2 separate regions of the Mus musculus genome follow, and region 2 is linked to region 1. A link is a contact called in ENCODE POLR2A ChIA-PET data. All regions are on one chromosome and are shown on one strand. The core of a region is the stretch at or near the end of the contact, and the rest is flanking DNA. Distances in the headings are between cores, read along the strand shown.

Region 1 (3,565 bases), core at 225-2,724:
TAGAGTAGCCCAGAAACTAAAAGTGAATACCTAGCAAATGGATAGCCAGTGTTCTGTATAAGAATCATTGCTTTTAAGAGGTCTTAAAATTTAAGTAGAAAATACATACTAAAGAGGGCGTAAAAGTTGATGATTAAGTGAGTTAGCAGAGCCCAAAGCAGTGGCCTGGGCCATGGTGAGTCGTTAGCAGAGGAGTTGGAGGAGGGCAGTGTATTCCTGGGATACTCTTTCCAACCCAGCCCTGGCTTCCGACACCACCCACCTGTGCCCTCAAAACCATCTTAGTCTGTTCTGCAGCTACTAAGTAATGCTCATGGCTAAAGAAAAGTTAGTGGTACTGGTGATGAAACGCAGGACCTCACAGATCTAAGTCCTCTAGTGACTAGCTACGTCCCCAGCCCCAAGTGCTAGGCCTTTCCTTCCTCCAGAGATTTGGGAAGACATTAAAGGAGTTAGTGACGGTGGTACTAGACAAATGACAGTATTTAGTTTGCTAACATTAAATCACTGCCTCTGTACTGCAATTATTTAACGTATCTGTTCCTAAATCAGCATTTTAGTTCTGGGGAGGGGGGTGGATTATAAAAATGGAGGCATGGTTTTAAAAAGGAATTTGAAAGCATACAACAAAGCAAGAATAGAGGCGGAGCTGGTGTGACCTTGACACTTTTATTATTCTTAGCAGAGCTAGGAGAATGACCACATACATTTAGGCTAGAGGTGTGCCTGTCTTCATCCTGCATTGAAACTGTTTGTCATTTGATCATAGTGTGTTTACGTAGATCAGCTCTAGTGGTGTGTCCTGAGCCATGGGTAGAATTGTAGATGGTAAGGTTGCAGGCTTAGTGCTCAGTGAGATGTCCATCACTGACTGGACCTGTGTGGTTCACTTGACACTGTGCTCATAGCTGCTCCGTGTCCCACTGCCTTGCTGTTTGAGTGTAATTGAGCATTTTCATGAAGTGCATATGTTGCATGATCTTTAACAGGTATTTTTAAACATTAAAAACAGCACGATGTTACTGACATTATGCAATATCATGTGATGGGTACTTGAGAGGCAGTTTGGTTTCTTTCCAGGTGAGTAGTTATAGCTCACGGTCATGGGAGCCCTTTATTCACACTGTCTGTGAAGTTAATGCTGGAGTGCCAAGTGCACACGGGGACTAGGAACAATAAAGAGTTGCATGCCATTCTGACTCACGGAGTTTTATTCACTATAGCAATGACAATTCCCATTCTGATTAAAAATTAAAACATGATCTGTGTGTCTGTTTTGTCCTATGACTGGAGTATGTAAAGACTTACATGTAGGTCATGAAATTTTCAGAATTTCCAGGCAGCCCTTATTGTCTTTCTGAGAGAGGTTGGCTCCGAAGCCACTGTGCCTGCTTTCTTGAAGCACAGCATCCCAGAGCACGTGGGCACCACAGCACTGAGAAGTCCATCTCTGTAGCTAGAGGCAGTGGTCCAGATCCCTGTAGAATAGCAGCTTATTATGTGTACGTTCTGGACGTTGCTCTCTCCTATTGACACAGAAAGTGACAGGCCAGATGGATCCCCGAGTCACCATTATTTCTGAGGCTGCATGTCAGTGTGTGTCTGTGTCTATAATGCATAGCTCAGTCTGATTTTCACACAGGAAAAACTGCTTTAAGCTGAATGAAACAATAGAAAAGTGAGCCAAGCTTAAACCCTGCCAATCTCAAAAACTCTGAGTCACTTGGCTCCACCTTCAGCTCTGTTGACATAGCATCCTAACACCAACACCGTGGCCTTCTGGAGGGTCATTTTCTGAGTACATCTGCAGCCCTGGCTGTCCTGGAACTCACTCACTCTGTAGACCAGGCTGACCTTGAACTCAGAGAGTCACCTGCCTCTGCTCCCCGGTGCCGGGATTAAAGGCGTGAGTCTACTTTCCCAGTGCTGGATGACTAAGACGTCTACACTGTGAATTGTAAGCCTCACTGAGCGTAGTGATTCTGCCTGTAATCCCAGTACTCAGGAGACAGAAGCAGGAGAATCAGGGGTTCAAGGTCAACCTCAGCTACATAGAGATTTTGAGACCCGCCTGAGCTGTGTGAGACCCTATCTCATAAAACTAAAAATGCAAATCTGAAGTATTTTCAATAAGAGAACTTGTTTTTGTGTGTTATTTTGTATAGGTTTTAAATATAGTCAGGATAATCTTAATTGCCTAACCAAAGTAATTTTAAGAGTTGTTTGTGCTTAAATAAGTACTCATCTCGAGAACTTAAGCTAATTCGCATGTTCTGGTGCTATAATAAAATAATCTGTGATCATGATTTTTTTCTTACTAATCATTAGAATTTTTTGAATGAAATTAAATCTTTCTTTTTTCTTTTGGCCTAGCTAAAGTATTAAATTTAAAAGGTTTTAAGACCACGTAATTTTTGGTTACACCAGGAATTCTCAGCCTCTTTAGAAATATCCCTGAATTAAAAAAAAAAATCCATGAATTCCTGGCAAACTCCTGAATAGATCAATGTACTTTCCAGGAAAAGAGAGCCTAGAGTCCCTTTTAATTTATGGGTGAATGACCTTGAAGGATTAGGTAGAAAGGAGGGTGCTATCAAATTAACATTTTTGGCAAATCTGTGCTATGGGTCCCATCCTACCTTATCCCCCGTCTTCTTTCCTGGGCTAAGTAGACACAGCAGAATGCAAGTGAATGGGGACCCCCTCGTGCTTGGGGCAGGTGAGCCCTCTGACGTGGCACCCTTGGGCACTCAAGCTGAAGTCTAGGCTGGAGTTACACAGTGAGCTGAGCACTAGAGATTTACCGATAGCAGTGAGCTGGCTCTGGACAGGGTTTAATTGGCTCATCGCTTGGCAAAGGTTGAGAATCCCTGGTTGAGACTAATTAAGTAGAAAGAGATTTAAAGTCTTACATAATGTTAAACCCTTTCCTGCCTAGGAAGAAAATGCCGCCCCTGTGCTAGATAGACAGCGGTTCAGAAGATCCAGTTTAAACTGAGGTATGTAAAAAACTAGTTTTCCAAGTAAGAAGTGTTTGGAACAGTTGCTAGTTAAGCACTGTCACCCACATGGTTGAAGAGTTTTTAAAGTAAACAATCAGCAAACCTTGCTGCTGTGAGATCCTGTGTCCTAGGACTGCCAAGGTACACCAATCCATGGCTTCCTCAGCATGAGCTGAGCAAGAGCAGTAGGCTTGCCAAAGTGGACTGGGGCCTGGGGGCAGCTCATGGGGCCTCAACCCTACCCAGAGCTAGGGGAAACTAAGGGATGCTGGCAGTAGGAGAAACGGTCTTAACCAGGGACGAGCACACCAGTTGTTCACCAGTACCAAACGGAGAGCCCTGAAAACATAAGTAACATGGAACAGACTGGACAGGTTATGTGTGTGTTTAGGAACATACATACCTGTATGTATGTAACAATAGTTAATGAAAAGCAGAGACCATGAGTCTGAAAGAGAGCAACGAGGGCTATGTGGAGGAGTTTGGAGGGAGGGAAGGACGGGAGGAGGATATATATTATGATCTCAATTAAAAAAAAAAAAAAGAAGTAGCAAACCACGGCT
Region 2 (3,252 bases), core at 380-2,879, 36 kb after region 1:
AACGTGTTCTCCTGGTGAAATGGCTGATAACAAAAGTCTTAAAAGATCTTGTAGACTTCTTCTTGTGCAAAAGAAAAAGAGAAAGTAAAAAGAAAAAAAAAAGTCCCCAAATGCCTGCAAAAGATTGGGAGAGAAAGGCAGTTTAGGAGAATGTAACCTAAGGGCAGAGGCGGGCGAGCCTGGCGCCGAGGAAGCCACAGTTTGAGCATTTAACCAAACCCTGGCGTCCAGATGCGGCACACATACCCGGCCCCAGCAGCACAAATTAAACATGAAAATAGCGGAGACTCCAGGGGAAAACTTCCCAAACCCAGTCTCCTATTTGGATCTCTAACAGCCCGCTCACAGGCGCCAGTCTGCTTCTTGTAACAATTATTTGATTGAAAACAGCCCTTTAGTTAACAGATATGGAAATCTGGATCCCAGAGCACAGGGGTAAGGCTCGGGGTAGCCGTCTTCAGCTAGCCAGAGAAATCTCAGAGGACTACAGTTTTGGGAAAAGAGAATCACTATGGAATTTGTGGCGATAAGATTAATTACAGCTGAGGTTACCACCTCAGTGTACCGCCACTGGGCTCATAAAAGTCAGCCACACTTGGTCCTGACACCTTCATAGTAAGTTACTGGCATTTCTTTTCTTTCTTTTTTTTCTTTCTTTTCTGTTTTTGTAAAGGCAACTGTTCTGTAGTCCTGAGCAACCACAGCTACAAGCCCCTTCATGCCTATGTGGTAAGTCAAGCGGCACCCGTAACACAGTGAAGTAAGCATGCATTTACCAAACCAAACATTTAACAGACACACAAGCACATTACCGAAACGCGCACACAGGAGGCACCCGCAACACTCACCATTTATTTAGCCACAGAGTACTTTGCTATCATTCGACATAAGCTCAGAAGGGAATTCAGATGCCTGGGGAGAAAGAGGATAAAAGGCAGGATATTAGGTAATCTTAAAGGAAGGTAGCCCCCCTCCTCCTTTCACAAAAGTGCCAACAAGTCCCATGAAACAGGATCATGCTACAGCGCAGATCCAGATGCAACCCACACAGAACTTATAAGTAGCGATTTCACATGACGCTCAATATACAGTTTCCTCAAAAATAAAGTTAATGAACCTGTCTCTACGATGGGCTTTAAGAGTGACAGCTCGGGAGACCCGGAGCGTCTGGGCAGTGGCGTACTTGCAAGCTAGTCTCACCTGCAAGGACAGGATGCTGATGTCCGTGTTCAGGGTGGTCAGCGGCGTCCTGGACGCCTGGTTCTGTCCAGGTCTCTGGTGATGCAGGCTGACGATAGTGGGATGCGAGTCCAGGGCGATCTGCAGGTCCAAGATGTAATCGATGACGTGCTGCAGGATTTCCATCTTGGTCACCTTCTTGTTCTGGGGGATGCTGGGCACCAGTTCCTTGAGCTTGGAGTAGCAGTCGTTCATGTTGTAGAGCAGACTCATCGGGTCGTCCACCGGGGTTTTGCTCCGGGAGATGCCCAAGCTGTGGTCCGACAGGCTGTTTTTCCTAACGGACCTCACCGGACTGAAGGCTTTCATGCTGCTCGTAGGAGGAAGACCGGGAGGGAGCCGCCACAGGGGGCTGAGCTGACTGCGCGGCACCAGGCTCGGTTCAGAATGAAGCGCGAGCCGGGCGGGGCGTCTTTTATGTGCACTCGCCCTGGCCGCTCAATCGGGCATCCCTGAATTGCCATTGGTGGAAGGGCTCCCGTCCATCATACCAGGCGAATTCTCCCATTGGTGAGTATGAGCTCTCGGTTCTTCCGCGTTCGCAGCCAATGCCTGTAGGGTGGGAGGAGCGGGCGAGAGCCCAGCTGGGGTGGCAAATTGAGTACAGTGTGCGCTGGGCGCCCAGGGGGCCTGAGTGTGCAATTGTGCCCGCCTTATTCCAATTCCCAGAGCTGGCAGGACCCCTGCCCCGGGGGTGTGCCCGGAGCTAGCTATACCCGCCCCCAGGACTTCCAGCAGCCCCACTCTCTCCGCACAGCAGACGGGAAGTCACAGGTCGCTAGCGTTAGGGAAGACAGCGACCGTGGCAGAAGGGAAAAGAAGCGCGCTTTTGGGAAGTCACATTTGTAGTGTTCCTTCTTTTAAGATAAAGGAAAGCTATTTGGGGAGGGGGGGGGAACCTACCCACATACACGTCCACGACAGGTTTAGCGTGAAGCTTTGCAACTTGGAGCAACGCGGGAGGCCTTCTCGGAAACTCAGTGACACGAATTGTAGGAACACTGTGCGGTCTCCCTCAGACCGCAGAGGAGCCCCGAGGGACCCGGTGCATTCGGAACTCCCCCCACCCCCAAGAATGAGGCAGGGTTACTATAATGACTCCATTAATCGAAGGTCATTAGTGGGGTTTGCACACTGGAACTACATTTACATACACTGCCCTTGGTCTGTGCCCTTCAGTGTAGGTGGCAAAGTGATGCGATTAATTATGCACAAATCGTGATTTCTGGTGTCACATTCCAACACTTAGAGCTCTTGGGAAGCTCTTTGTCAGGTAGGTGGTCCTAGCTATTGACTGACAGCTTATCGCTGTTTTTAAAAGAAAATTCTGTTACGTACGAGGTTTGGAATCTTTCAGCACCCTTCCTAGATGCAGCCACATTTTGAAAAAGTTTAGAGCTCTTGACTCCAATGCTTTAATTCTGAATTCTTGTTTTGCTGAAGACTACCATATATTAGTCGTGTATTAAAGGAAAAAAAATATTTATGTTAAGCCCAAGAAAGGGTTTTTGGTCTGAATCCCCCACATCCTCTGAATGCAATAAAGAGGAAGAATGCAGAATCCAGGCAAAGCTCTGTGTGGAGAAACAGTATTTTCCCTTCAATTAATGATTAATTCCTCAGCTGGTGGGCCAGGCGGTCTCTGACCTCCACGTGACAGCCATGTGCCCCAGGGCTTCTCTCTAAGGAGGCAGAGTCCGGTGATGTAGAGGCGGTAAAATCCGTCCATCTCAGTTTGGAGACTGCAGAAGGACTCTGCCCTGCAGGAAAATCTGCGCAAGGCAAGGCTTGCAATGCCTCCTGCGACTCAGCGACAGTGTTCGATTGACGACTCGCCTCTGTTATTAAGCCTGGAAGTGATTTACTATCTGAGTCCCCCCCCCCCCCAACAGTTCGAGCCTCTTGATGTACTTTGTGTGCATGTGTTTCTGTCACATACGTGCCACAGCGGAACAGATTTTGTTTTGACACTTTTGGTTCATGATGTTATACTCTGAGTATTTTACAATAATA

Evidence for each region. ChIA-PET counts read pairs that join two places held with the same protein, here RNA polymerase II (POLR2A).
Region 2: POLR2A ChIA-PET joins it to region 1 with 19 read pairs in embryonic stem cell. The contact joins the promoter of Id2 here to the enhancer-like site in region 1. POLR2A ChIA-PET finds 5 or more read pairs at or near these places in 4 of 5 experiments (Patski and embryonic stem cell).

What each region holds. Positions count from the first base shown.
Region 1 is chr12:25,058,280-25,061,844 of GRCm38, forward strand. It overlaps Kidins220 (kinase D-interacting substrate 220), which reads left to right. Exons shown (of 32, transcript NM_001081378.1): 32 at 1-1,418. Among named protein-coding and RNA genes, the nearest start is that of Id2, 36 kb to the right of the region's middle. Within about 2 kb of position 1,475, at least 1 of the 3 ENCODE cell types and tissues checked has a DNase peak (open chromatin) inside an H3K27ac peak, as active enhancers do.
Region 2 is chr12:25,094,463-25,097,714 of GRCm38, forward strand. Id2 (inhibitor of DNA binding 2) reads right to left here and starts at 1,630. Exons shown (of 3, transcript NM_010496.3): 1 at 1,201-1,630; 2 at 849-912; 3 at 1-114. The coding sequence starts at 1,548. The coding sequence ends at 856.